Linked DNA regions of Homo sapiens: all the other regions are linked to region 5. Evidence: chromatin contacts called from ENCODE Hi-C or POLR2A ChIA-PET data. All regions are on one chromosome and are shown on one strand. Each heading gives the region's core, a stretch centred on a gene start or an enhancer-like site at or near the end of the contact. The rest is flanking DNA. Distances are from core to core; before and after follow the strand shown. Region 1 holds the start of HELB (DNA helicase B). Region 2 holds the start of CAND1 (cullin associated and neddylation dissociated 1). Region 3 holds the start of LEMD3 (LEM domain containing 3). Region 4 holds the start of LLPH (LLP homolog, long-term synaptic facilitation factor). Region 5 holds the start of SLC16A7 (solute carrier family 16 member 7).

Region 1 (5,307 bases), core at 1,147-3,646, 6.7 Mb after region 5:
TAGTCTCTTGCTGTTCAACATCTCTGCTATTTCCAATAATTTGCTATTACAAAAATCACACAGTAGATAACCTATGTCTATGTTGTTTTTTGTTTTGGGAAGTGTAGCTTCAGGGTAGATCCAGGTATCTCAATTTTAGAACACATCCCAAGTGATTTTGATGCACAGCCAGATTTGAGTACCACTGCTTACTATGTATGGTAAAGATGGTATCCAGAAAGCCAGAATTGTTAACTTTTTTTTTAAAAGAATGAGAAAACAATAGGTAAAGAAGTAAGATTCTTATCATCCTAAATTCCTATCTACACTATCCAATAAAATGCAATTGAACTATATGAATAGAAGCTGAACATATAGTGACCAGGTGCAATGGCTCACGCCTGTAATCCCAGCACTTTGGGAGGCCGAGGCCGGCAGATTACTTGAGTTCAGGAGTTCGACACCAGTCTGGACACCATGGCGAAACCCTGTTTCTACAAAAAATTGCAAAAAATTAGCCGGGCTTAGTGGTGTGAGCCTGTGGTCCCAGCTACTTGAGAGGCTGATATGGGACGATCACTTGAGCCTGCTGGGAGGTCAAGGCCTCAGTGAGCTGAGATGGTGCCACTATAGACCTGTACCAAAAAAAAAAAAAAAAAAAAGGGAGGAGGAGTTGAACACCTGTGCTGTGTAGTGGCTCACATCTGTAATCCTAGCACCTTGGTAGACTGAGGCAGGAGGATCACTTGACTTTAGGAGTTCAAGACCAGCTTGAGCAACACAATGAGACCTTGTCCCCCCACCCCCCAAAAAAAAAGAGAGAAAGAAAAAAAAGTTTAACATCTAGAGATCTAGAGTTGATTCTTGTGCCCAAGTCATCATGTTGGTAACAAGAATATCCCATGTATATACTCATAAGTGACCCAGATTTGGGAAGCCAATGATAAGTTGCAGTTTAGATATGCTGAGTCTTAAGTAGCCAAGGGGCATCCAGTAGTGACTGACAGTGTTTAGGCAGTTGTTTGTATGGTTTGGAGATCAGATTAGGCTGAGTCATTAGCATGTAGGTGAAGGATGATTGAGGAAAGGATTATAGAGCAAGAAGATGCTTGGGATGGAGCCTTGGGGAATAACAGTACTTACAGGCAAGCAGAGGGGTCCAAGACTGTAAATAGCCAGAAAGGAGAAAAATCTGAGAAGGCAAGCTGCAAAAGCCCCGGCAGCAGAATGCTACAAGAAGAAAATACTTATCAGTATCAAATACTGCTGAGAGGTCAGGTAAAACAAAGGCTGAAAAGTATCCACTGGTTTTTGAAACGAAGAGGACAGTAAGTGTGACATTTGTCAGAGGAGATTCAATGTTGTGGTGGAAACAGTAGCCATGTGAATGTCAAAGGAATTCAACCTCATATAGCCAATCCTTGGAAACACTGGTGTTTTGTCAGCTGCAACAGTATTTCTTTTAAAAGCAACAAAAGTGGGCATTTTTCAATTGGTACCCAAAGGAAAAGAAATCAATTTTTATATTTTCTCCTATACATTTTTCTTAAATATTTGGTGCTAGTTGTCGTTTATATATATTTAAATATAGCATCAGGTGCTTTTGGATTTAGTAAATAGTGTGTGTTTAGTTATTTCAGGAATAATCCCAAAATAAACAGTATCAATACAGTAATGTAGTAATATATTTATGGTATTTCTTAAATAGTACCAAGACTTTCAAGTACCATCCTCATCAAGTAAGAGAATCATAGCCCCATAATAGTTTTTAAAACCACGTTCCTTTCTCTTCTATTTCCCTTCTCCTATTCCTGTCTATACTCTGGGCTGCAAAGAGACACTTTTGCCCCACTGTCAGCAGGTAGCAGCCCAGCTTAAATAAGTTTGGGAGACCAGGGTGTACTCACAGAGGAAAGGATAAAAATAACTTTGAATGTTATCTAATCCAGTGGTGTCCAAACCTAGCTGAGCATCAAAATGGACAGCCCGGAATGTACATTAAAAAGACAGAATTCTAGGTCCCTGCCCTAGATCCGATTCCAGAAGGGCATCTGCTATACTTTCGTTTTGGGAAGGTTGGGGTGGGGGTTGCTTTTCCAGGTTCTTCAAGCTCAGCAGAAGTGGACTTTCTCCCCGTTCTCTCTCCGCAGGAGATGCCGTGCACTGGCGGTTCTGCAGGTGCCACGCCTGTCACTCCCCAGCGCTGATTTCGTCCCAGCACCTTCCTGATAATCACCGCCCAGCACCAGGCTCCAAAAGGAGCGGAAGCCCCGCCCATCTCCCAGCCCCTCGCTCTCCCTTCCCCGCCCCTAACCCGCCTTGCCCCGCCCCTTCCACATGCCCTCCCCTCGGCAATTCCTGGAAACTTGGGGCGGAGCTTCGCTGCCTTTCAGGTTTTATGTACGCTGGCGGCCGCCAGGCCGTTCCCGGAAGTTGATGGCCTTACAGTCGTAGAACTGATTGGCTGATCATGACCATGCAGTTAGCCAGGGTTTTCCCGAGTTGTTTGGGTTGAGTTCAGGAGAAGCATGGCCAGGTCGAGTCCGTACCTGCGCCAACTTCAGGGACCTCTGCTCCCACCCAGGGATCTGGTGGAGGAGGACGACGACTACCTAAACGACGACGTGGAGGAGGATGAAGAGTCCGTGTTCATCGACGCCGAGGAGCTCTGCAGTGGGGGCGTAAAGGCTGGCAGCCTCCCCGGGTGCCTCCGCGGTGAGGAAGGCGTCTGCCCGGGGGATGGGGTTGGAGGGTCCAAAGTAGCGCTTCCCATTCTGGCTTTGCCCTGAGCAAGGCACCCAGTCGTGCTAACAGATTTAGCTTATCAGTGGTCTAGCTGCTTCATCCTACCAAGGGTAAAATTATGACTATAATAATAGCAGTGACTTTAACTGGACACATACTATGTGGTTTTTTTTTTTTTTTCTTTTTTTGAGCAGCAGCAAGATTTATTGCAAAGAGCGAAAGAACAAAGCTTCTACAGTGTGGAAGGGGACCCGAGCGGGTTGCCCTTTTTTTTTTTTTTTTTTTTTAAAATTATTCTCATTTTAATGGTCGTCCTTTAATTTAATGTACCTTTAATGTAAGGTAGTTTTACGCTTAAGGAAACAGTGGATGTTGAGTCTCTATTTCCACCCAGAATCGGAACTTTTATTTTTCCTTCTGACCACTTATCCTCAAGTTCTATAGAATGAGAACTTGTAATTATTATCCTATATTGCCTGGAGTCAAATACGTGGTTCTTCCTCAGCTTCTTGGAAAAACAAAACAGTCCGGGCGCGGTGGCTCACGCACTTTGGGAGGCCGAGGCAGGTGGATCACTTGAGGTCAGGAGTTCGAGACCAGCCTGACCAACATGGTGAAACCTGTCTCTAGTAAAACAACAACAACAACAACAAAACTACAAAATTAGCCGGGCGTGATGTCGCACACCTGTAATCCTAGCTACTTGGGAGGCCGAGGCAGGAGAATTGCTTGAACCCAGGAGGTGGGGGTTGCAGTGAGCTGAGATCACACCATTGCACTCCGGCCTGGGCAACAAGAATGAAACTCCATCTCAAAAAACGAAAAGGAAAGAAAAGAAAAAGAAAAACGAAACACAAGGAACACCTCAGTGCACAGATGATTGTTAATTGGTGTTAGTAACCTTGTGGTTCGGGTAAACCTTGTATAAGTAGTTTCCTGTGCTATGAGGTAGTTTCCTGTGCTATAAGTTATACCTGTTATGTATACTTTGTGACTGAGACTTAAAATATTTTAATGTGCCGACCGGTGCTGTTCAGTAGAACTTTCCATGATCATGGCAGTGTTTTATATCTGCACTGTCTGGTATAATAGCCACTAGCCATATGTAGCTGTTTAGAACTTGAAATCCAGCTAGTGTAACTGAGGAGAGAAATTTTAAGTTTTATTACATTTTAATTTAAATAGCCACGTGGGTGGACAGCGCAGATTTAGGCAGAAAAGTTTCAAGTATTTGTGGAGGGCTTAGTCGTCATTCTAAAGTATCATCAACTGGCTAGCATGTTTGGTGCTGGGAAAACCTAGAGAAATAAAATAACAAGGTTGCAGTCTTAATGAAGCTTACCCTCTAGTGTATTAAACAAACATTCTTTAATCACAGAAGTAACTATAATGTTACTAAATGCTTAGAAGGAATGCTAAATAGTGCTTTGAGAGGTTTTATACATGAGATTCAGGGAAGACTTTTCTAAGTAAGTGATAGTTAAGCTGAGGTCTGTAGTAAATGTAGTAAACAGTAAAGGGGAGATCAGTTAAGGCAGATGGAATAACTTGAGTGAAGGGCCATGGCATTTTAAAGAAACTGCATGAAGGCCAGTATTGGCTGAAGTCAAGAGTAGCAGAGAGGGGACTGATTTTAGAAGAGGAACAGCAGACACCTGCTGTGTACTGTGCTTGCGTTTTGGAATACAAAGACAAACGAAACAGTGTCCTGTTTTAGTATTTACAGTGTAGTGGAGGGAGACAGAAAAAGAGGTAGGCAGAATGCAGTGTTACAGGCACCCTACCAGACATCTTTAGAGAGTGCTGTAGGGAGATTAAAGATAGTGGTAAGTTTGATGAAACTTTGAGGAAACGGTTTCTAAATAATCTCCAGAGTTAACTTTTGTGGGTTTTTGTTTGTTTTTTTTTAGTTTCTATTTGTGATGAAAACACACAAGAGACATGTAAAGTGTTTGGACGTTTTCCGATAACAGGTGCTTGGTGGAGAGTGAAGGTACAAGTAAAGCCTGTGGTGGGATCAAGGAGCTATCAATATCAAGTTCAAGGATTTCCGTCTTACTTTTTGCAGTCTGATATGTCACCACCAAATCAAAAACATATCTGTGCTCTCTTTCTTAAAGAGTGTGAGGTCTCCAGTGATGATGTTAATAAATTTTTAACATGGGTAAAGGAGGTATCAAACTACAAAAACCTAAACTTTGAAAATCTTAGGGAAACACTAAGAACTTTCCACAAGGAAACTGGAAGGAAAGATCAAAAGCAGCCTACACAGAATGGTCAGGAAGAGTTGTTCCTAGACAATGAGATGAGTCTTCCTCTGGAAAACACAAGTAAGTGTGATTTTTATCATCAACTTTCAGTGTAATTGACATACTTAATAACTACAGTGTTTAAAATGTTACCACTAGCATAGTATTCTTTTTAAAAATCCATTTGGTGAAAAATGTGTTTATGTTGCTTTTGGAGTATGCCATTGACATTTCAGGTTTCTCATCTGTAGCATGAAGGGATTATATGAGCTGATCTTTAAAATCTTCCAGTTCCTTTCCACCTCTAAAACTGTGATTTTAATCTCTCTTTCTA
Region 2 (4,949 bases), core at 1,391-3,890, 7.7 Mb after region 5:
CTTTTTTCTTTCTCTTTTTCTTTGTCTATGTCTTCTTCTTCCTCTGCTTGAGGATTGTGGGTCCCATTGTTGAAGCAGCTTGGAAACCACCGGCCCTTCTGCCCGCCGCCGTCAACAACTTCTGGGTGTTTTAAGTGATACATCCACAAGAGAGAGCCTTCTTGGGTGTTGATACATTTCCAAACCACAACAATCGCAGTTGAGACAACCAGCACTGGAGGAATTACGTTTCCTTTGACATTCATTATTTTCTCCTTATCATCTGCCCAGCTAATTTTTGTATTTTTAGTAGAGAAAGGGTTTCACCATATTTGGCTGGGCCGGGCGTGGTGGCTCATGCCTGTAGTCCCAGCACTTTGGGAGGCTGAGGCCAGTGGATCACCTGAGGTTAGGAGTTATTTAACTCTTAAAACAACCTGAGGTAATATCCTGATCATCATTTACCCACGAAGAAACTGAAGTTGAGAAAGATGAAAATGAATTGCCTATGACACCAAGTAAGTGGCTGTAAACATGATTTATATTTAAGGAATCTGACTCCAAATATTATAGTTCAGCTGGAAATTCAAAAGTGAAAGAATTTACACACAGAAAAAGACAAACCATGATTTGCTTTCTGAGTGGACACAGGCTAAAAGAAAGTATTATTGATAATACCAAATGACTGAGGCCTTGAGGTCCACACATACAAAAAAAGACCTGCTTCTTTGTGTGTGTGTGTGTGTGTGTGTGTTTTACATTAAATATGGTGGAAAGGCTATTCAGAGCAAAAGGCAATTAATTGTGGCTGAAGCACTAAGGACAGTTTGATGAAAGATATATTAATCATGGCAGATTGGTAAAATGAAATATGGCATTACTGGGGAGAAAAAATATCATATATTACGTATATATTATTATTATCATTTTAAGACGTTGTCTCACTCTGTCGCCCAGGCTGGAGTGCAGTGGCACGATCTCGGCTCACTGCAACCTCCGCCTCCTGGGTTCAAGCAATTTTTCTACGTCAGCCTCCCGAGTAGCTGTGACTACAGGCGCGCCACCATGCCCAGCTAATTTTTGTATTTTTAGTAGAGATGGGGTTTCACCATATTGGCCAGGCTGGTCTCGAACTCCTGATGCCCTGATCTGCCCGCCTCGGCCTCCCAAAGTGGTGGGGTTACAGGCATGAGCCACCGCACCCGGCCTTTATATTACATACATTCAAGTAGAAGGATACATGAGAGCAGATCAGAGGTATGTGTGAAATTTAAACACATATTATGAGGCTAAACCAAGTTTCATCTGTTTTATTAACTCCTATTGCCTGACTTTGAAGTACTCAGTAATAGTTGATGAATACAGAAAACAATGGTAAAGGTCAGGTAGATTTGATCGGATTTGAGTTATGTGTTAGTAGAGAGCTATTTAAAGGTTTGTTGTTGTTTTTAACAGGAGTATCAAGTGAGATTGATTTTTCATCTCTTCACCAGGCTCTCTGTTCTTTTAGAAAGGCCTGTCAGCTAGCTCCATCCCTAACACTTTCAGGGATGTTGACCCCTAGCTGGCAAAACTTGTGTTTAAAATCCCAAATATTAAGCAGATGAAAAACTTGGATACTAAATACTTTCATAACTCATCTCCACGAATTTGTACGTCTGAGGGAGCAATACACAGCTGCAGGTCCATCAAGGCCACAAAAGCTAACTACAGAGATAGTCTTTTAGCTATTTTGAAATCAGTAGGGCCTGACTACAGCCATCTGTCGCATACCCATTACTCTTACTAAGGTCCTGCTGGCGTCAGAGAGGTGGTTCTACGATGCACGGTAGGAGTGTGTCTGGCCAGAGAAGTGGGGAGGCTCAGCTGCCTTGGGAGGTGCAAGTAGTAGCGCTAGGAAGCTGCTGCTAGGCCTCTGGCAAGAACACCAACTGATCCGCAATGCGCCTGGCCAAACTGCAGCAGCCTGCTCTGCAAATACTGCATAACAGAAAAAGCCTGTATTGGAGAATATAAGAATCCGCGGCAGAAACGGAGTGCGCGACGATTCTAAGGTTTTTACCCAGCACGGCTCCCCCATCAGACTGCAAATCCCAGCATTCACTCCTTCCACGGGAGCCAATGAGGAAGCTACTAGTTCCCGCAGCCAATCACATTCTGAGCCAGTGTATCACCCGACTGAATTCTGGGATTTGTGGTTTTTACGTGGCAACATTACACCACGGTGGCTACGGCAATGCAGGCCACGCGTCTGATCCCAAACGACACCTCCCTGTTATAAATTCTTATGTTGGTTCCGCAAGCTAACTCCTTAACTGTCGTTACTCCCAGGCTTCCTCCTTCTCAAAGCTCGTAATCTTTTTCTCTTAATGTCATTAAACAATCAAGTTATTTTCAGATTAAGGCCCACTTGCTCCACTCGTCCCCTGTCCCTTAACCGTCGCTTTAGAGTCTCGCGAGAACAGCCCCTTTTTTTTGTGTTGTCATGCCTCCAAAAGGCGGGTCACATGAAAACTGACACAGGCTTCAGCCAACCGAATTGTTTTTTAACTCTCTTCTCCACAGCGTGCGTGGGGAGGCCTCCGTGAACTCTGACCTTAGCTTTCCGTAGCGCCCGCGTCTGCCGCCCCCGCCCCCGGAGCGAAGGAGGCGGGCTTTGGCCTTTTGCCCTAGGGAGCGAGTGCGGAGCGAGTGGGAGCGAGACGGCCCTGAGTGGAAGTGTCTGGCTCCCCGTAGAGGCCCTTCTGTACGCCCCGCCGCCCATGAGCTCGTTCTCACGCGAACAGCGCCGTCGTTAGGCTGGCTCTGTAGCCTCGGCTTACCCCGGGACAGGCCCACGCCTCGCCAGGGAGGGGGCAGCCCGTCGAGGCGCCTCCCTAGTCAGCGTCGGCGTCGCGCTGCGACCCTGGAAGCGGGAGCCGCCGCGAGCGAGAGGAGGAGCTCCAGTGGCGGCGGCGGCGGCGGCAGCGGCAGCGGGCAGCAGCTCCAGCAGCGCCAGCAGGCGGGATCGAGGCCGTCAACATGGCGAGCGCCTCGTACCACATTTCCAATTTGCTGGAAAAAATGACATCCAGCGACAAGGACTTTAGGTGAGGCCGAGATCCGACCCTCACCCCACCTCGGGGTTCTCGCAGCCGCGGCCCTGGCCGTCACGCAGGCCTTGCCCCACCCCTTCGGCCGTAGCCGGTAGCTTCTCTGCCCCGAAGTCTCCAGCCCACCGGTCCGCTGGCCTCCCGATCCCTGCGGAGCCCCTTTCCTCTCCCCTCTTGCAACCCCCTCCCCCCATTCTTTCTCCTAGGCAGTTGCCCGCCGCGGTCTCTAGGCCCCGTTTGCTTGTCTCAGCGCCCCCACATCCTTCCCTGCCCCACCAGGAGGCGATTCTTGCGTCTCAGGTAGCGCGAAGGGGCTAAACCACCCACCATTGTGGAGAAGGGAGTTGCTCTAGGCCGGGAGACCGGGCGCCGGGCCTATTCGCTTGCCATCCTGCGGCGCTAGGCCGCCTTGCTCGCTGGGGCCCAAGCTGCTGCCCACTCGGGGACCCGGCAGCCTCCTCTCTGCCCGCAGGTGCGCGTGGGCCTTGCTGCATTCAGGTGGAATGATGAACTTTTGCGCTCTTGGCTGATACATAGTTCTTTTGTGGATTATTAATTTTCGTGAAGGTGGGAAGAAGGGGGAGGGGAGCCAGGATGGAGGAAACTTCGCTCATAGGGTTTTCCCGCCAGCATCACTGTCAGTTCCTCTTGTCAGGTAAAACCAACTTAGGAACTCGGGGTTTCAGTCTCATGTCCTCATATCCAAAATCACTGCCAAAGGGGTGGATTGCTGGATCTTAATCATAGCAGACGGATCTTCAAAAGGAAGAGATGTTTAATACGGACCTGGTGAATATGAAGCTTTATTACAGCAGTTCTGTTCAGGAGATCGGTACTGTTGGTTCCAAAGTGTTGTAATATGCATAGTGAAGATTTGTTATATTTTTACAGGTTATCTTTGTTTTTATTTTTCCTTGCACGCTTCGGTGATTGTTGCATTCTTTCCCGCCTCCCATCTCTTCACAAATAAGTTCTCAATCTAAAAAAAAAAAAAAAAAGAAAAAAAAATCGCTTATTTCCTTATACCTGTTTTGTTCTCTAATGCTTAGTGGTTGTAATTTGGGTGCATTTTAAAGGAAATAACAAATAGTCTTCAACTAAAATTGTGACTAAAGAGCTTGTTTGTTTTGTATGAACAATATGTTTTAACACTTGAAAATGTGTCCAAACCGTGTGGACTGGGAAGAACTTTTCGGATTTGTGAAAGGAGAACCATGAAAAAGTAGTAATTGTGTTCCTGATTAAATTGATATACTGGCTTATTAAAATAATCAATGACCACAAAACCACGTATTACTTTAAAAAATATTTCTACCTAGGCAGCTCTTAAATGTATTTAAAACTTAAAAATCATTTCGCTAATGGTAAAAATTTTAGTATTGTAACTTTTTGGAGGTGACATGTTTGTTTTGTGTGTTTTAGATTTGTGTAGTTCTAGGGCCAAAATTAAGATTCTTGGGGGAAATAAAGGTTTTGTGTTGTTTTACGGATTGGAATGCCGTTTGATTTTTGGGGCTTTGCTTGCTTCCAATTCAAGTAATGGATGAGGTGTGTGGCGTGATTTCCTCCCCATTGCTGTCAGTTTGGCTCATCCTGTAAAGGTGGTAAATTTCATTCTGATTGTGGTCAATTTCAGTCTGAAGGTAGCACTTTATAATAATACAATTTTGTTCAACTAGTCATTCTCCTGTATAAGTTTAGAAAGGCTAAAGAAATTATGTGGTGATACCATACATGTGATTATTGACTGAAGCTTGCTTTCTTAAATTTCCTGTGAAAGAAAGATAACATGTACATACCTAGTTGTTTTTTTCTTAAATAAATTACATGAAAGAAATAGTGCTCTGATACTAAATGACAGTCACTGCTGAATTTGGT
Region 3 (5,484 bases), core at 2,097-4,596, 5.6 Mb after region 5:
GTCAAGAATAGAGCCTCATACTTTAAGTGTTAGCCAGTCTGGAAGCAGGAGCAAGATCCACTAGCAAATGAGGAGAATGTTGGAAGTGAGCAGTGACAGTGTTGAGGCAGTGAAGGTTCTCCTGAAAAAGCGTTGGGTCTTCTCAAACACCAAACAAAGGGTAATTATAAACCCATATAGTTCCATGAAATAAATCATGCTCTAGTATCTTCAGAGAGGAAAGGTTTCTTGTAGATCAAACAAGGTCATGTATATGAAAGTTCTTTGAAAAGTATAAAGTAGTATATCAATCATAGTTGTCGTTATTATTAATATCTGATAATACCTAACTTGTAAACAAAATATTTGAACAACATTTTCACATACAGTGTTCGTTCATCATTCTCAACAAATATTGATTGAATTGTCTGCCAGGTAGGGTAGGCAATATCATCCACATTTTAAAAAAAAATTGTTTTGTTTTTTTTTTTGAGACCGAGCCTTGGTCCATCACGCAGGCTGGAGTGCAGTGGCATGATCTTGGCTCACTGCAAACTCTGCCTCCCGGGTTCAAGCGATTCTCCTGCCTCAGCCTCCTGAGTAGCTGGGATTACAGGCATGCACCACCACACCTGGCTAATTTTTTTTTTGTAGTTTTTTTGTTTGTTTGTTTTGTTTTTTTTTTTTGAGGTGGAGTCTCCCTCTGTCGCCCAGGCTGGAGTGCAGTGGTGCTATCTCGGCTCACTGCAAACTCCGCCTCTCGGGTTCAAGCCATTCTCCTGCCTCAGCCTTTTGAGTAGCTGGGATTACACGCGCCCGCCATCACGCCCGGCTAATTTTTGTATTTTTTTTAGTAGAGATGGCGTTTCACCATGTTGCCCAGGTTGGTCTCCAACTCCTGACCTCAGGTGATCCGCCCGCCTCGGCCTCCCAAAGTGCTGGGATTACAGGCATGAGCCACTGCGCCCGGCTCATCTTCATTAACTCTTAATTGGACTTACTTAATGCCTTGAGGGAAGTTTGACCATTTCCATTTTTGTCTATGGAGTAGCATTTTCTTTAACTGCTATTACATAGAGTTCTCAGGAGCCATGCTACTGAAATGGCTGCACACAATGCTTAGCTTTATATTATTGACTAACATTTATTGAGTGCACACTGTGTTACGTATGGTACTAGGCATTATGCAGATACATATAGTTTTATTTACTCCTTAAAACAGCCTTCTGAGGAATTTTTATCATCCGTCTTCTGTTTGTACAGAAACTAAAGCTCGGAAAGATGAATTAACTTGCCCAAAGTCACAGGCAGAAACATAACTGGTTCAACAGTCCTTATAGGAGGTCACTTAAAGGTTCATGAAAATCAGAGGCTGAGCCAACAGAGCTCTATGATTCCTATCAGAGGAGCCAGTATGGCATAAAGCAAATGTTGAACCAAGAATCAAAGTAAGAGACAGGGCTGGGTCCATATCTAGTTTTGTTTAACTCCAAAGCTCACAGCTTAACCACTCTGCTACATGGAGACACAAGTCCACTAAGTTTATAATAATTTTAGTTCCCACCCAGATAATTATGGCAATAAAATCTGGGTCATCATCATCATAGCCACTATAGTTTACTGTTCAAAACTCTCTTATAAGTGCATAACAGTCATAGATTCAGGAACATTTATAAATCTTAAAGTCTCAATGATAGAGGACAAGGAAGTGTCCTCCACAGAAAAGCTTTTTTTTTTTTTTTTTTTTTTTTTTTTGAGACGGAGTCTCGCTCTTGTTGCCCAGGCTGGAGTGCAGTGGCGCGATCTCGGCTCATTGCAACCTCTGCCTTCCCCGGGATCAAGCGATTCTCCTGCCTCAGCCTCCCGAGTAGCTGAGATTACAGGCGCCTGCCACCACGCCCGGCTAATTTTTTTGTATTTTTAGTAGAGACGGGGTTTCACCATGTTGGCCAGGCTGGTCTCAAACTCCTGACCTCGTGATCCGTCCCCTGACCCCCGCCCCCCGCCCCGCCTCCCAAAGTGCTAGGATTACAGGCGTGAGCCACCGCGCCCGGCCGTATTTATGCTTTTGACTAACGTTTTTCTGTACAGGTGTATAGGGTAATGTAATAGGTAAAATAACTCATTCAACAACAAAAAATTATTGTAGTATTTTGTAGCTACTAGGATTGAAGTACTAAAGAATTGTCTGTCTGCCAAGGTTTGGGGAAATGGGAAAATGGGACAAGATCTTCACCACATGGGGCACATTTCACCTCTCTGGGATTCATTTCCTATTCTGTAAATGGCAGAGTTGGGGTTCCAGGTCTTGTCCTTGTTTTTTTGACTTTGTGTGAAGGTTTCTCCACCTCACCTGGCACTAGTCTTATTTCAAAATATTCATCTCATACTATCCTCTCTTTGCAATTCTTTAATTCATTCAACAAATATTTATTGAGCTTCTACTAGTATTGTGAGTAACAGAAGCAAGGTTCCTCCACACATGGAGCTTATTATAGTCCAAAAGGATAGGACAATAAATAATTTTGAAAGTAAACAAATATTTATTAATAACTGATAAATAACTATTGGTTGGAAAGGTGCTAAGAAGGAAATAAATAGGATCATGTGTTATGTCTCTGAGAGTCTTAGAATGAAGCAGACAAGCTCTTTCACTTTCAAGTGCTGACGTAGTAAAGTCATTAGGTTTCAAAAAAGGAAAAAAAGATAATATCTTACAATTAACTAATGAATGAACAGCCATTACGCTAGAAGAAAATTGTATTGTGATTGGTGTACTCCGTATCTTCTCAGAATGAGAGAGGTGAGGCTTCTCAAAAAGAGCAGCGAGAGAAAGTCACTTAAAAATTTTTTTTTTTTGGTAGGTCAAGCTAAAGACGAACTGAAAATAGACAACCTGAAGTCAGACGGGAAAGCTGCCAATCTAGTCTGGCCAGCAGAATTTCTTTCAGTAGGTCTAGGCTCCCTCGGCATTGGGAATCCAGATGTAAAGAAAACTTACGCCATAAACTTCAAGGTAGATTTCAGTTATTACTGCCCGGTGGCAGGAACCTAGGAAGGTGAGGTCAAGGTGTGGTTTAGTAAGAGACAGCTCCCGGGAACGGCACTTGGAAGGGCAGGGCGGAGAACAGCTGGAGATGAGATAGAGAGCAGGGGGAGAATGCGCCGACACCTCAAGGTGAGAGAGTAGAAACAGTCTCCGCCGTGGGAGCCGCGCGCTGCTCAGGTGGCTCTTTCCCGCTCAGGTGAGCTCCTCCCGCGCCTCCCATTGGCCGAGATGCCCGCGGCGCTGGGAGGGCGACGCAGCGCGGTCTAGTTCAGGGTCTAGGGCGGCGCGTCACTTCCGGTAGCGCGGAGCTTGTAAAACACCCTGGAGAGAAAATGGCGGCGGCAGCAGCTTCGGCGCCTCAGCAGCTCTCGGATGAGGAGCTTTTCTCTCAGCTCCGCCGTTACGGCCTGTCTCCCGGACCAGTGACGGAGAGCACCCGCCCGGTCTACCTCAAGAAGCTGAAGAAGCTTCGAGAGGAAGAGCAGCAACAGCACCGGTCAGGGGGCCGCGGCAACAAGACGCGGAACAGTAATAACAATAACACGGCAGCCGCCACGGTCGCAGCCGCGGGACCAGCGGCGGCGGCGGCCGCGGGGATGGGGGTCCGGCCGGTCTCGGGCGACCTCTCCTACTTACGGACTCCTGGGGGCCTGTGCCGAATCTCGGCCTCTGGCCCAGAGAGCCTCCTGGGAGGGCCCGGGGGCGCCTCCGCCGCCCCCGCGGCTGGCAGCAAAGTGCTGCTGGGCTTCAGCTCGGACGAGTCGGACGTGGAGGCCAGTCCCCGGGACCAGGCCGGCGGCGGCGGGAGGAAAGACCGGGCTTCGCTCCAGTACCGCGGGCTCAAAGCGCCGCCGGCGCCCCTGGCCGCCAGCGAGGTGACTAACAGCAACTCTGCAGAGCGAAGGAAGCCCCACTCGTGGTGGGGGGCCAGGAGGCCGGCGGGCCCCGAGCTGCAGACCCCGCCGGGGAAAGATGGAGCAGTGGAGGACGAGGAAGGGGAGGGAGAGGACGGTGAGGAGAGGGACCCGGAGACCGAGGAGCCGCTCTGGGCGAGCCGGACCGTGAATGGCAGCCGGCTTGTCCCCTACAGCTGCCGGGAAAACTATTCGGACTCAGAGGAAGAGGACGACGACGACGTGGCCTCCAGCAGACAGGTATTAAAGGACGACTCCCTTTCCCGGCATCGGCCCAGACGAACCCATAGTAAGCCTCTCCCCCCGCTGACTGCTAAATCGGCCGGCGGCAGGCTGGAGACTTCAGTTCAGGGAGGGGGAGGACTCGCGATGAATGACAGGGCGGCGGCTGCCGGGAGTCTAGACAGGAGCCGAAACCTCGAAGAGGCGGCGGCCGCGGAGCAGGGAGGAGGGTGTGATCAAGTGGACTCCAGCCCCGTTCCTAGATACCGTGTTAACGCTAAGAAACTGACCCCTCTCCTGCCCCCGCCACTTACTGACATGGACTCAACCTTGGATTCGTCAACAGGCTCCCTTCTGAAAACCAATAATCATATTGGCGGTGGGGCCTTCAGTGTGGACTCCCCCAGGATTTATTCTAACAGTCTCCCTCCCAGTGCGGCGGTGGCCGCCTCTAGTTCACTCAGGATCAATCACGCCAATCATACGGGCTCCAATCATACCTACCTGAAAAACACATACAACAAACCGAAGCTTTCCGAACCCGAAGAGGAACTTCTCCAGCAATTTAAACGGGAGGAGGTGTCCCCAACAGGGAGTTTCAGTGCCCACTACTTGTCGATGTTTCTCTTAACTGCTGCCTGCTTATTTTTCCTAATACTGGGACTGACTTACCTAGGAATGAGAGGGACAGGAGTATCTGAGGATGGAGAACTCAGCAGTAAGTATTAAATCCTGTGGGTAAGGTAACAAAGAGAATGTTGTTAGTGGTCCGCTTTAGCCGCGCTTAGCGTTTTACATGAAGTGACTTACCTGCAAGAATATGGTTTAACAGCAAAAACGCAACAGTGCGTGCATGTGTCATCTTTCTTAAAGAACACCATTATCGAAATGATGTCATATGGCTGGTTTTAAAAGTTTTCTGCATGATGTATTGTGAAATTCAAAACAATTTTTAAAAGAATATTATAAGCTTGTTAGTAAAACTCATTTGTATATGTGACAATTCTCTTTTAGCCCTGAAAGACTATTTGCGCAGATGCCAGTTACTTAACAAATTTGAAGTATTAGGATAAGGCACATTATAAATGTAGTGTTTTTCCAAATTGAGTTGTGATTCTAATAGGCAATGTAATAGCTCTTGAAATTCGAATTATTTTATAATATTAACTGTATGCATAAATTCGGATTAAATATTTTGTGGTATTAACTGTATGTATAATTTCTTTATAGTGAATGAATATAAAAAAGCAGCAAGGCACACCTCTTAATTTATTTCCCAGCCCAAAGCACTTTCCCTATCATCTGTACAAAAAGTAGTGG
Region 4 (5,187 bases), core at 98-2,597, 6.5 Mb after region 5:
TGAGACAGAGTCTTGTTCTGTGTCCCAGGCTGGAGTGCAGTGGCGCGATCTCAGCTCACTGCAACCTCCACCTCTCAGGTTCACGCCATTCTCCTGCCTCAGCCTCCCGAGCAGCTGGGACTACAGGCGCCCGCCACCACGCCTGGCTAATTTTTTGTATTTTTAGTAGAGACGGGTTTTCACCGTGTTAGCCAGGATAGTCTCGATCTCCTGACATTGTGATCCGCCCGCCTCGGCCTCCCAAAGTGCTGGGATTACAGGCTTGAGCCACCGCGCCCGGCTGAATTTCTTTACAAAATACAGAAATTTAATTTCCCCAGAATGCAACAGCGTCATCACCTTACATTTATGCAACAGCTTACAAATTACAAATGATTTTTATAAACACTTCACCTCATCTTCATTATCCATCCTCTCAAGCCAACTTAACGACTGTAAACTTATCTATTCCTACTCTTGTTTTCTTTCCACTCAGTTCCGCCCTAAATCCTCCACAAGGTGCTCAGTGTGATCTTTTAAAAAAGCATTCACTGCCTTTCTTCGAGTTCTTTAAAGACCTCCTCCCTCATATATATTCAAGATCTACAAGGTCATTTGTGATCTGTCCCCTGCCTCCTTCAACTCTATTTCATTTCATTCTCCATCCCCATCCCCGCAGGCACCAACTACGTCTGTAAAGAGTCCAAACTATCTCTACGTCAGTGCCTTCATATTTGCTGTCCCTATGCCTGGCAACTGCTCTTCTCAAGGCTTGCTCCTTCATTCGCTACCTCAGAAAGGACTCCTCTGACCTCCGTAAGCTCCCTTCCCTGCTTATTAAGTGTTACAACCTGAAACCATTGTTTTCTGTCACGCCCCCCGACCCTCTCCCCAGACTGTAGACTCCACGAAGGTAGAGGGAAAGGTCTTGTTCACTGCTGAATCGCACACTTTTTGCATACTTGTTGAACGAACCACTAACATTTTTTGAACGCCGGCAATCACAGTCATTCCGCTCCCTTGTCTACATAACTCAACCCTTGCGAGGGGCTAGGAAAGCGGGCGGCAAACAACCTTGAGGGCCGAAGTTAACTTCAGCGGGAGTGAACGACAGGGGTGGGCTCCACTTTATCCAGTGCACTCGGAAGCCGGAGGGCCCCCACCAAAAAGAGCAAGGGGAACCCTCGCCCTCAACAAGGCCTGCATCTCCGGACTGGAGCTCAAGTATAGCCCAGCGAGTGTCAAGAAACGAAATTCTCCAAGGGTGGCGGAATCAAGCCCCAAGTCCCATGTGTCACTGGACCGGTGAGGAACCGAACTCACCTGAGAAACGAACACCCACACCTCACGCTCACGCCGACCGGAAGTCTTTGCACTTCCGTCTTCCGGGCGGAGGCCACCCGGGGCGGACGCATTGCACGCCGGGAGACAAAATGTCTCAAGAAGCCTTGAGAGGCGGGATTTTGGAACCCGGGCGCTGACGAGCTTCCGCCATTGGTGTGATCGCGGACCTAGAAACTTGGTCCGTCCCATACAGGTGTAGAAGTCGGATTTGGAGAATGCTGACGGGTGTCCGGTCAAGGTTAGGCCCCAGGTAGGTCCGCTTTCCGGACGTGGGCAGGGTAGCCCCGAGACTAACCTATGGAGTGAACCTGGCCAGGGGACCCTACTTGTCAGATAGGGAGCTCCGAGCCGACCTTTAGATCTGACCTCAGCGTTTACATGATACTCATGTATTTCCTTAGATCAAGTCAGCCTAGATCAGGTGTTCTTCCAGAGGCCGTATTGAGATCATTTTTATTTGCAGCCTGTGCATTTTCTCATCTCGGGTGATGGCCTCACAGATGTACACATATGTAAAACCGTATCAAACTGCACACTTTAAATATGTGCAACTTATTGCATGTCAGTTATACTCAAAGCGGTTACCAAAAACAGAAAACAAGCTTTTCCTACCCCAGAGAAGAATTTAAAGGGTAAAATGATCAAAGGATTTCAGTTCTATCAATGTTTACCTGTCTGATCACTTACGTATCAGACACAATGCTAAGCCTAGGACGATTGTCTTAGCTCACGAATAACACTTACTGTACAACTATTTCTACTGGCATAGGCTTTGGAACCATATAGGTCTGTGTTGTACTCTTGCTTCCAACACTTGTGAACGATATGGGTGAGTAATTAATGTCATAAGGGCCTGAATTTCCTTGTCCCTAAAGTGAACATAATACAACCTAATTGATGCTGTAAGAGTTCAACAAATGGTACCCTTTTTACATTATAGTTTCAAAAGTATAGCTACACAGTACTATTTGTAAGCAATGTTTCTAGAGATTTACGACATATACCCAAAAAACATGTCTTTAATGATGGCCTGGTAAACTCCTGCTGGTTGCCAGAAAAAGGGGTTCTGAGGCAATCTATGGGTACCTTTTTTCTTTAAATTTGTGTCCTTTATGAAACCATGCATAGTATGGAAATTACTGAATTCAGAATATAGCAAGGTTAAAGAGGCTGAAAAAAACCTAGAACATTTGATATAAAAAAAGGAAGCATGCCTAAGAAACCTGGTTTATTTAAATGAGATTTCGTTCTTATAAAGCAAGTGAATTTCTGTTTTACAAGTTAACCATATACTGTACCTCATCTTTCAAATGAGAAGTTAGCTACCTCACCCAAAAATATAAGTGCACATTGCATTTTAGAGAAAACTTATATTCTGATAGTCCATATTTACTGTATCTTGTTTAACATACCAGGACAAGACTTTTGAATAGGCACTTGGCACCAGAAAAAATAATTTACCTATTATGAAAATGTCATGTTGTTAAAATACCATGCCATGATTTAGCATTACAAGTGCTTTAAACAGCTGAGTAAAACACCCTTTTACTCCTTTTTACTTATGTCCCCTCACCAGTTATATAAAAGCAGTTCTAGAAAAGTGGCCTTAGTATATTTAAAAGTCTAATTCATTCCTTCATTCATGCCTTTGAATATGCACTCTATTATAGGCACTATGCTGAATTTGCAAAGATGAAGGAAACTAAACTACTGTTTTTGGGAAACTTTATCTCCTAATGGACAAACAAGGCTTAAGGGTCCAACTAAACATTGCAGTGGCTCATCACAGAGCTGGAAGGAGCCTATATATAGAACTAGAGGCACAGTGGGTGGCCCTGAATACCTTACAGGAAGCAGACTGATTTTCTCATCCAAAAGGCATGCTACATGATGCAGAACAGTCAGTGGGGCCCCTGCAGTCAGGCCTCTCCCATGGAATCCCTGATCTGCACAATCAGTAAGGAACAGGAAGACTTCTGGGATTCAGATAGTGACCCCATGTTGCCCATTCCCTAGATAATGGGGACTTCAAGACAAAGCTCTAGAAAAATGAAAGGAAAAAGCAAAAAGTATCTAAGTCCTTAGCTGCTCCAAAAAAAAGGCCTGCAGCTGCAGGCTGTTGACCACTAATCCCTGGAAATGCATCAAGTAGACTGAAGCTAGGTCTGAGAAGAAATCAAGGCAGGTGTATACGGCCTACTGCATCTCTTTTCCCAAATTACGTTCAAGAAATACAGAAGTTCTCAGATATTGCTCTTTCCTCATTTTCCTCCTACCTCTTAGCTGTTCTTCCTATGGCCCTTGCACACTGAGTTGCCTGTTGCTCTGTCCAAGTCCTGCTAATTCCATGTTCTTTTTTTTTTTGAGACGGAGTCTCACTTCGTCACCAGGCTGGAGTGCAGTGGCACGATCCTGGCTCACTGCAACCTCTGCCTCCTGGATTCAAGTGATTCTTCTGGCTCAGCCTCCTGAGTAGCTGGGATTACAGGCGTGCGCCAACACGCCCAGCTAATTTTGTATATTTAGTAGAGACGGGGTTTCACCGTGTTAGCCAGGCTGATCTCGAACTCCCAACCTCAGGTGATCTGCCCGCCTCGGTCTCCCAAAGTGCTGGGATTACAGGTATGAGCCACCATGCCCAGCCCTAATTCCACTTTCTATTAATATTTCTGAAGTCTGTGTATTTTCACCTTTACTTAATGCAATGCTTTAAAATGGTCGAGGTATATTCCCTACCTAGAAGAACTCATACTTATACACAGTGGGACACATACACGGACTTACATACCACATAAAATTCATTGACAGAACACAGGAATAAACCAATGGTTGATTTATAAAATGTAATATTTTGTACCAAAGGTTTTCAAACTTCTTGGTCTTGGGATTCCTTTACACGCTTATTATATTGATCTTATCAGAAATTAAAACAATTTTTTTTGGAAAATTTAAGTCATTTAGAAAGGATAAACTTACTACATGTTAACATTTTTATGGAAAATAACTATATTTTCTAAATAAAAAATAATTTAGTGAAAAGAATGGCATTGTTTTACATTTTAAAAATGTCAGATCTACTTTTGCTTATACAGAATCTTTAGTCACAATCAGTCCATTCCACCTTTGAACTGAAAATGGTATTAATAGCGTGCAAAAATGTAAGGGGGCCTCTCCCTCTCCCTCTCCCTCTCCGTCTCCCTCTCCCTCTCCCTCTCCCTCTCCCTCTCACTCTCCCCACGGTCTCCCTCTCATGCGGAGCCGAAGCTGGACTGTACTGCTGCCATCTCGGCTCACTGCAACCTCCCTGCCTGATTCTCCTGCCTCAGCCTGCCGAGTGCCTGCGATTGCAGGCACGCGCCGCCACACCTGACTGGTCTTGGTGGAGACGGGGTTTCGCTGTGTTGGCCGGGCCGGTCTCCAGCCCCTGACCGCGAGTGATCCGCCAGCCTTGGCCTCCCGAGGTGCCAGGATTGCAGACGGAGTCTCGTTCACTCAGTGCTCAATGGTGCCCAGACTGGAGTGCAGTGGCGTGATCTCGGCTCGCTACGGCCTACACCTCCCAGCCGCCTGCCTTGGCCTCCCACGGTGCCGAGATTGCAGCCTCTGCCCGGCCGCCACCCCGTCTGGGAAGTGAGGAGCGTCTCTGCCTGGCTGCCCATCGTCTGGGATGTGAGGAGCCTCTCTGCCTGGCTGCCCAGTCTGGAAAGTGAGGAGCGTCTGCGCCCGGCCGCCATCCCATCTAGGAAGTGAGGAGCGCCTCTTCCCAGCCGCCATCACATCTAGGAAGTGAGGAGCGTCTCTGCCCGGCCGCCCATCGTCTGAGATGTGGGGAGCGCCTCTGCCCCGCCGCCCCATCTGGGATGT
Region 5 (5,591 bases), core at 2,038-4,537:
CTGTTTTAGAACTACATAGTTGCATGGTCCCAATATAACTGTAAGGAAAGCCAGGAAGTGTGGAGCCAGGCAGATCATAGATATTGTGAGCACCAATAGCTTCTACCACATATCTGTTGCCTACAGCCACACTGTCATCTCTTTTCTTCATTTGGCAAACGTTACTATTTTCTATCTGCAACGATTTGTGCTGCATGATAGATGATTCTGTTACCCGAAAGGGGTACTGATTCAGACCCCAAGAGAGGGTTCTTGGATTTCATGCAAGAAATAATTTGGGATGAGTCTATAAATGAAAGCAGGAGTACTAGGAAAGTAAAGGAACAAAAAAATGGCTACACCATAGGCAGAGTAGCAGCATGGGCTGCTCCGCTGCTTATACTTATTATTACCTCTTGATTATATGTTAACAAGAGATGGATTATTCATGAGTTTTCTGGGAAAGGGGTGGGAAATTCTGGGAACTGAGGGTTTCTCCCCATTTTAGACCATATGGGGTAACTTCCTGACCTTACCATGGCATTTGTAAACTGTCATGGCACTGGTGGGAATGTCTTTTAGCATGCTAATGCATTGTAATTAGCACATAATGAGGAGTGAGGAGGACCAGAGGTCACTTTCGTCTCCATTTTGGTTTTGGTGGGTTTTAGCTGGCTTCTTTACTGCCGCCTGTTTTATCAGCATGGTCTTTATGACCTGTATCTTGTGCCAACCTCCTATCTTATTCTGTGACTAAGAATGCCTTAATCTCCTGGGAATGCAGCCCAATAAGTCTCAGCCTCATTTTACCCAGGCCTTACTCAAGATGGAGTCACTCTGGTTCAAATGCCTGTGACAATCCCAGAGATGAATAAAATGTCATCTCTACTTTCAAATAGCCTAATATATTGGGGCTACAGAAACAAAAATCATATTATAATATAGTCATATGTGAAGCTGAAACAAAATGCCCCAGATAGAGGCCTAAATCATTTTCTATGGGCAGGATCACAGAGAAAGATGAACTTAACCCTTATTTGTTAACAAAGAATCCTTAAAATGCTATAGAAGTGATGATATATTTGCTGGGCATTAAAGGAGGAAAAAAGGTTTAGACAAGTTTGATATGGAAAAGAGGGCAGTGAATGATAAAAGACAGAAAAATGTGAGAAGATTGTGTATGACTGAGGAATGAAGAAGGGAGAAAGAACCTAAACCACAAGGATGTGGGTATATAGTAAAAGACATGTGGACTTCATGAGTATATATGTGATGTACGTATTCACAGTTTGCTCATCTGTGGAATATGAGTTGCTAGAATGCTAAGTGTATTGCTATTTGTTTTTCCCACTGTTATTTCAGCTTATGAATATAAATCAAGGCAAACATTTTACCAGAGCATTCCAAGTTCTAATCATATGGCTTATTTTTTCCCTAAATTGTATTTTTTTCTCAATTTCTTAACAATATTAAACTGTAAGTCATAGGATAAACTGGCTGAATTTATTCTTAGCTGATTCTCCCTCCTTTCAGATACCTTTCTAGTCCAATCAAATTTTACATAACATACCTAGCTATCACAACAAAGCAATTTAGAAATGAGTTCCCAAATACTAACTCTGTGACAGTAGGTAAATTAGATCCAGAGTTTTAATTGTTGAAAAAACAAGACTTAAAAAGAAGGTTACGATATCATGCTATAAGTAGTGATGTTTGGCATTCAGCAATAGGTTAAACAGGTCAAGAACATGGGACTATAAGAAAAAAACAACAAAAAAGAAAAATCAAAGAGAAGGAAAAGGGAGAATAGGATCAAAATTCAGAAAGCATATGGTCTTTCTTCTTCCTCTTCTTTGACAGGAAATAAAAGTGATGAATGAGCAGGAAAAATATCAATAGCAAACACTCAAGACTATGACCTTGAAATGTGCCTTTATGTTGTTTCTTTTAAATGTTTAACTTTTTTTAATTAAATGAAGTGTTTATAGTCACTGCTAGACATTTCATCATTATCAAAGGCCTATTATGTCTTATACAAATGTCTATTTAAGCATTTTTAGCTTAAAAATATAAAATCCTTTCTGTAATTTTCTGCCTTTTTTTCATTTTCAAATATCATTCTTTCAATAAAATTATCTTCCAGTAATTTTGATGTTATTAATCACGATTATTTTTTCATCTTGTATTATGCCTACCAGCCACTTCATGTATATTATTTCACTTAAATCTTATGAAATCAACACGATTGATATTACTTTTATTTCATAGCTACAGAAATTGAAATTCAAATTTCGTCCATTACAACAGACTAGCTGTGGCAAAGACAATGTGAATTTACCCAAATGACTTAACTCTTTTTATAAATTCGTAAAATGTGAAGAATCATAGAACACACCTTAAAATGATTGTGAAATCAAGGAGGAGAAAGCTAGCTAAACTGGTAGACAAACTGCAATAGGACTTGTCAAGCCAAAACCTACAATTATTCTTTTGGATAGTTTCTTTTTCTCTAAAGTGGCAATTTAACTTAAAGATATTAAAGAAACCCAATCTATGGGGTTACTTAAATGTTCTCTTCCAGCCCTTCCTCTTTCCAGTTTTACCAAGAAGCACATTTTAGACAGGGGAAGAGACCAAACCAATGACAGCAGAATTACCATTATCTCTAGCACTATTCGTTGTCAAATAACTAAATGCTGGTTTGAAGAACTAAGTAATTTGAGAAATTAAAAATGAAAGGAATTATAAATGATTTGAAAAAAAATCCTTCTTATTTTTAATGTTTTTTGGTGCTGTTTTCTATGTCCTTCCTCCTATGGTGTCAATTATATTTTTTTCCGTGAAGTGATTTGGTTGGTGAGTCTAATCTCCAACAGTGCCCTACCTCTTTCTCCCAAAAAGGCCTCAGTTGAAAAATGGCTCAACACTTTCCCTGCAAGCTCACAATGAGGATCTCCTATTCTCCCTGCATTCGGCCAGACTCTTCTTTTTTTGCATGCTTTCCTCTCCCATGCTTGGGTTGCACAGAGCTACCGCACATCTGTCTTCTAGGTCAGGCTACAGAGTACTTCGGATACAGCAAGTTACGACCCATCTGGAAAGACAGATCTACCTGCCTTTTGGCTTTCTTCCTTGGTCAAAACTAAAATCCGAAGTGGAGTGCCCCGAGCGATAGAGAAAGTGCCTATAGCTTTGACAGCCGCTTGGAGCATGCTCAGTCGGTCTCCAGGCACCGGGAGGCGGCTCCCCCCCACCACCCCCCGGGCCGGCCTCCACCGCAGCCTGTCCGGCCCCCACCCCTGGCGCGCGCTCCTCCGCACCCACAAGGGCGTTCAGCAGCCGCGCCTCCCCTTCCCGCCACCGCCTCCTTCTCCGCTGGCTGTGGCGGGCGAGGACACGTCAGGGGCCATAAATAAATAAATAATTCCATTCACCCGTTGACAGCGAGGCGAATCGGCTGCGGTTTGCTGGGAACGGAGGGCTGCAGCGCCCACCCTGCGCCAGAGACCAGATAAAGTAAGTACAGCTGGGGAGGGAGGGGAGAGGAGGAGGAGGAGGAGGAGGTGCCGGCTAAGAGGAGGGCGAGCCTGCGTCTGCGACCCGAGCTGCCCGCGGAGCCGCACGCGTGTGTGCAAATAATGGCCAGCCTGTGACAAACGTGCCAACGCAGAGTTGGCCAGCGAGCCCTTATATAGACAAAAAAATCCCGAAGCGGCCGCGGGAGCAGAGCTCGCGTCAGCCAGTGCGCGCCGACAGCTGCCCGGGAACTGAGGGGGCGCGCGGGGTCCTGGGCAAGGAGCGCCTCGCGTGCTTTCGGCCAGGAGGTGCTCACGCTCTCGGCTTTTACACCGAGACTCAGCGTGGCGCGGTGCACCCCAGTCTCCCTGGCTCACGGGACTCCGAGGGCTGCTTCCAGTGCGGCGTGTCTCTAGTGCGCGCCCCGCCAGCATCCGGCCCCCGAGCCCCCTAGGGTGGCGTGGCTTCATTGCCGCAGAAGGTGGAGGCGGGGGTGGAGTGTGTGGAGAGAACGTCTTCTCTTTGAGCAGATGATCAGGACAGGAAGAGGCTGTGAGGGGAAGACGAAATACCGGGGGATGGGGGGGTTGTCTTTCTTCATTTTTGGTCCCCAGGAAGGATGGCAGGGGTGGAAGCAGATGGAAAACTATATGCGGGCGAGGCCTGAGCCCAGGCAGAAAGGGACCTCTGACTTGGCAAGGGTTCAGGAGGGCCTGAGCCTTCTGGTCTTGCTGGGCCACTGCACCACATTGGGGGCGCCAGGCCCGGTCAGGTGGCGCCACAGGCTGCGAGCCCGCTCACGTGCGAACTGCCTGTTTTCTCAGCGGATGCTGCATCGCGGCGCCCTTCTCCACCCCCTTTTCTCCTCTACTTCCGCGAAAAGGATTGCAGACTGCCTTGGAAAGGGCGGTCGTGCCCAGTGCCACTTTCCCGGTAGGGCTGAGGAGGGACTTCTGTAGTTCCAATTCCAGGGAAATTAAAATTTTACACACACACACACACACACACACACACACACACACACACACACACACGAGACATAGAAGAGGAAACGAGGAGTGGTTTCTCTACAATTGTTTTTTGATTTCCTTTCCTGTATTATTTCGTGTCCTCCTTCCCTCTTGGGTCCCAAAGGAGATGCGGCAGAGGAATAAAATAGCGGACAATGATGAAAGTGATGGGAAAAAGACTGGACCCAGAGGAAAGAGTGACTACTGGATGCCATTTCCTGTCACCCCATGCTTCATGGCTAACCCCAGTCTGAACTCAGAGGGTTGCAAACTTTCCACAGACAGGTTAGCTTGAATGTGTTGTGTTACTGGAACCACAAGCACTAAGTATGCATTTGGTGGAGTGTGGCTGAAAAATGAGAGTTGGGTGGGGACAGCAGAGGGCAAATGAGGGTTGAGCAAAGTGACTAATATTTAGCTCTGGTGAAGCAATCCTAACTCCAGGTTCTACTTCTGACTGAGCAGATTACATTTAAAGCAATCCAAGTGAGGGACTGAATGATCTCAGTGGAAAGGAAAGATTACAACCGTAAGAAACTCAGTGTATTGTGTAACAACTTACAAACTCAGAAACTATTTTTTGCAAATACAACAACAGTTTGCAGTTACATATTACTTTTTTCCCCCCAAGGCATGTTTGAATAATAAGTGATCTGAAATTTTAACATCTGTTTCCCGATGTTCAAATTAGTGTATCCTTCTATAAATGCTCAGTTTATTTCTAGACATTCATTTGCTCTTTGATAATGTCTGGCTTATATTTTTGGCTTTGAGCTCTTTTAAAGGGAAGGAGAGCAACATTACCTAAATAAACCTCCCTTGTCTGGAGTCATATTCCTGGATCACGGATCTGAAATAAAAGGCATCTCCAGAATTTGCTTTTAATTCTGTATTCATCCACCAAACATTTTTGAGACATTCACATGGAAAAAGGGAATTAACTTTAGAACAGATTGGTTCTGCACTTTTGTAAGGTTGAGTAATTGTTTAACAATCTGGGCTTTACCTTTTTCTTGTCTATAAAATGAGATTGGTGGTACCCACTCTGAAGTGATATTGGGAAGAATGAAGTGTGTGGTAAGTACC

The links. Hi-C counts contacts between places; a loop is a spot of excess contacts on that map. ChIA-PET counts read pairs that join two places held with the same protein, here RNA polymerase II (POLR2A). Pooled maps may share reads with other maps.
Region 1: a loop to region 5 is called in a map of naive thymus-derived CD4-positive, alpha-beta T cell, with 13 times the contacts of the local background. The contact joins the promoter of HELB here to the promoter of SLC16A7 in region 5. A Hi-C loop is called at or near these places in 1 of 168 maps with a recorded cell type or tissue (naive thymus-derived CD4-positive, alpha-beta T cell) and 9 of 50 pooled maps. POLR2A ChIA-PET finds 5 or more read pairs at or near these places in 1 of 52 experiments (HCT116).
Region 2: a map of CD8-positive, alpha-beta T cell shows a loop between it and region 5 (32-fold over the local background). The contact joins the promoter of CAND1 here to the promoter of SLC16A7 in region 5. A Hi-C loop is called at or near these places in 2 of 168 maps with a recorded cell type or tissue (CD4-positive, alpha-beta memory T cell and CD8-positive, alpha-beta T cell), 1 of 37 single-sample maps with no recorded cell type and 11 of 50 pooled maps.
Region 3: a loop to region 5 is called in a map of CD8-positive, alpha-beta T cell, with 9 times the contacts of the local background. The contact joins the promoter of LEMD3 here to the promoter of SLC16A7 in region 5. A Hi-C loop is called at or near these places in 4 of 168 maps with a recorded cell type or tissue (CD4-positive, alpha-beta T cell, CD8-positive, alpha-beta T cell and naive thymus-derived CD4-positive, alpha-beta T cell) and 8 of 50 pooled maps.
Region 4: a map of naive thymus-derived CD4-positive, alpha-beta T cell shows a loop between it and region 5 (8-fold over the local background). The contact joins the promoter of LLPH here to the promoter of SLC16A7 in region 5. A Hi-C loop is called at or near these places in 1 of 168 maps with a recorded cell type or tissue (naive thymus-derived CD4-positive, alpha-beta T cell), 1 of 37 single-sample maps with no recorded cell type and 4 of 50 pooled maps.

What each region holds. Positions count from the first base shown.
Region 1 is chr12:66,300,097-66,305,403 of GRCh38, forward strand. It overlaps HELB (DNA helicase B), which reads left to right and starts at 2,397. Exons shown (of 13, transcript NM_001370285.1): 1 at 2,397-2,694; 2 at 4,635-5,054. The coding sequence starts at 2,508. RefSeq lists enhancers at 2,467-2,516, 2,577-2,656, 3,288-3,387, 3,418-3,727.
Region 2 is chr12:67,266,718-67,271,666 of GRCh38, forward strand. CAND1 (cullin associated and neddylation dissociated 1) reads left to right here and starts at 2,641. Exons shown (of 15, transcript NM_018448.5): 1 at 2,641-3,068. The coding sequence starts at 3,001. It also overlaps the pseudogene GGTA2P. RefSeq lists enhancers at 1,777-2,076, 2,217-2,476, 2,756-3,407.
Region 3 is chr12:65,166,237-65,171,720 of GRCh38, forward strand. LEMD3 (LEM domain containing 3) reads left to right here and starts at 3,347. Exons shown (of 13, transcript NM_014319.5): 1 at 3,347-4,882. The coding sequence starts at 3,361. LOC124902953 (a long non-coding RNA gene) reads right to left here and starts at 3,180. Exons shown (of 2, transcript XR_007063349.1): 1 at 2,981-3,180. RefSeq lists enhancers at 2,865-2,924, 3,110-3,682, 3,365-3,514, 4,425-4,504 and silencers at 3,635-3,844, 4,228-4,431.
Region 4 is chr12:66,129,403-66,134,589 of GRCh38, forward strand. LLPH (LLP homolog, long-term synaptic facilitation factor) reads right to left here and starts at 1,348. Exons shown (of 3, transcript NM_032338.4): 1 at 1,303-1,348. It overlaps LLPH-DT (LLPH divergent transcript), which reads left to right and starts at 1,349. Exons shown (of 2, transcript NR_125724.1): 1 at 1,349-1,573; 2 at 4,650-5,047. RefSeq lists enhancers at 1,072-1,221, 1,262-1,371.
Region 5 is chr12:59,592,742-59,598,332 of GRCh38, forward strand. It overlaps SLC16A7 (solute carrier family 16 member 7), which reads left to right and starts at 3,288. Exons shown (of 6, transcript NM_001270623.2): 1 at 3,288-3,495. RefSeq lists a silencer at 3,217-3,286 and enhancers at 3,757-3,896, 3,947-4,096.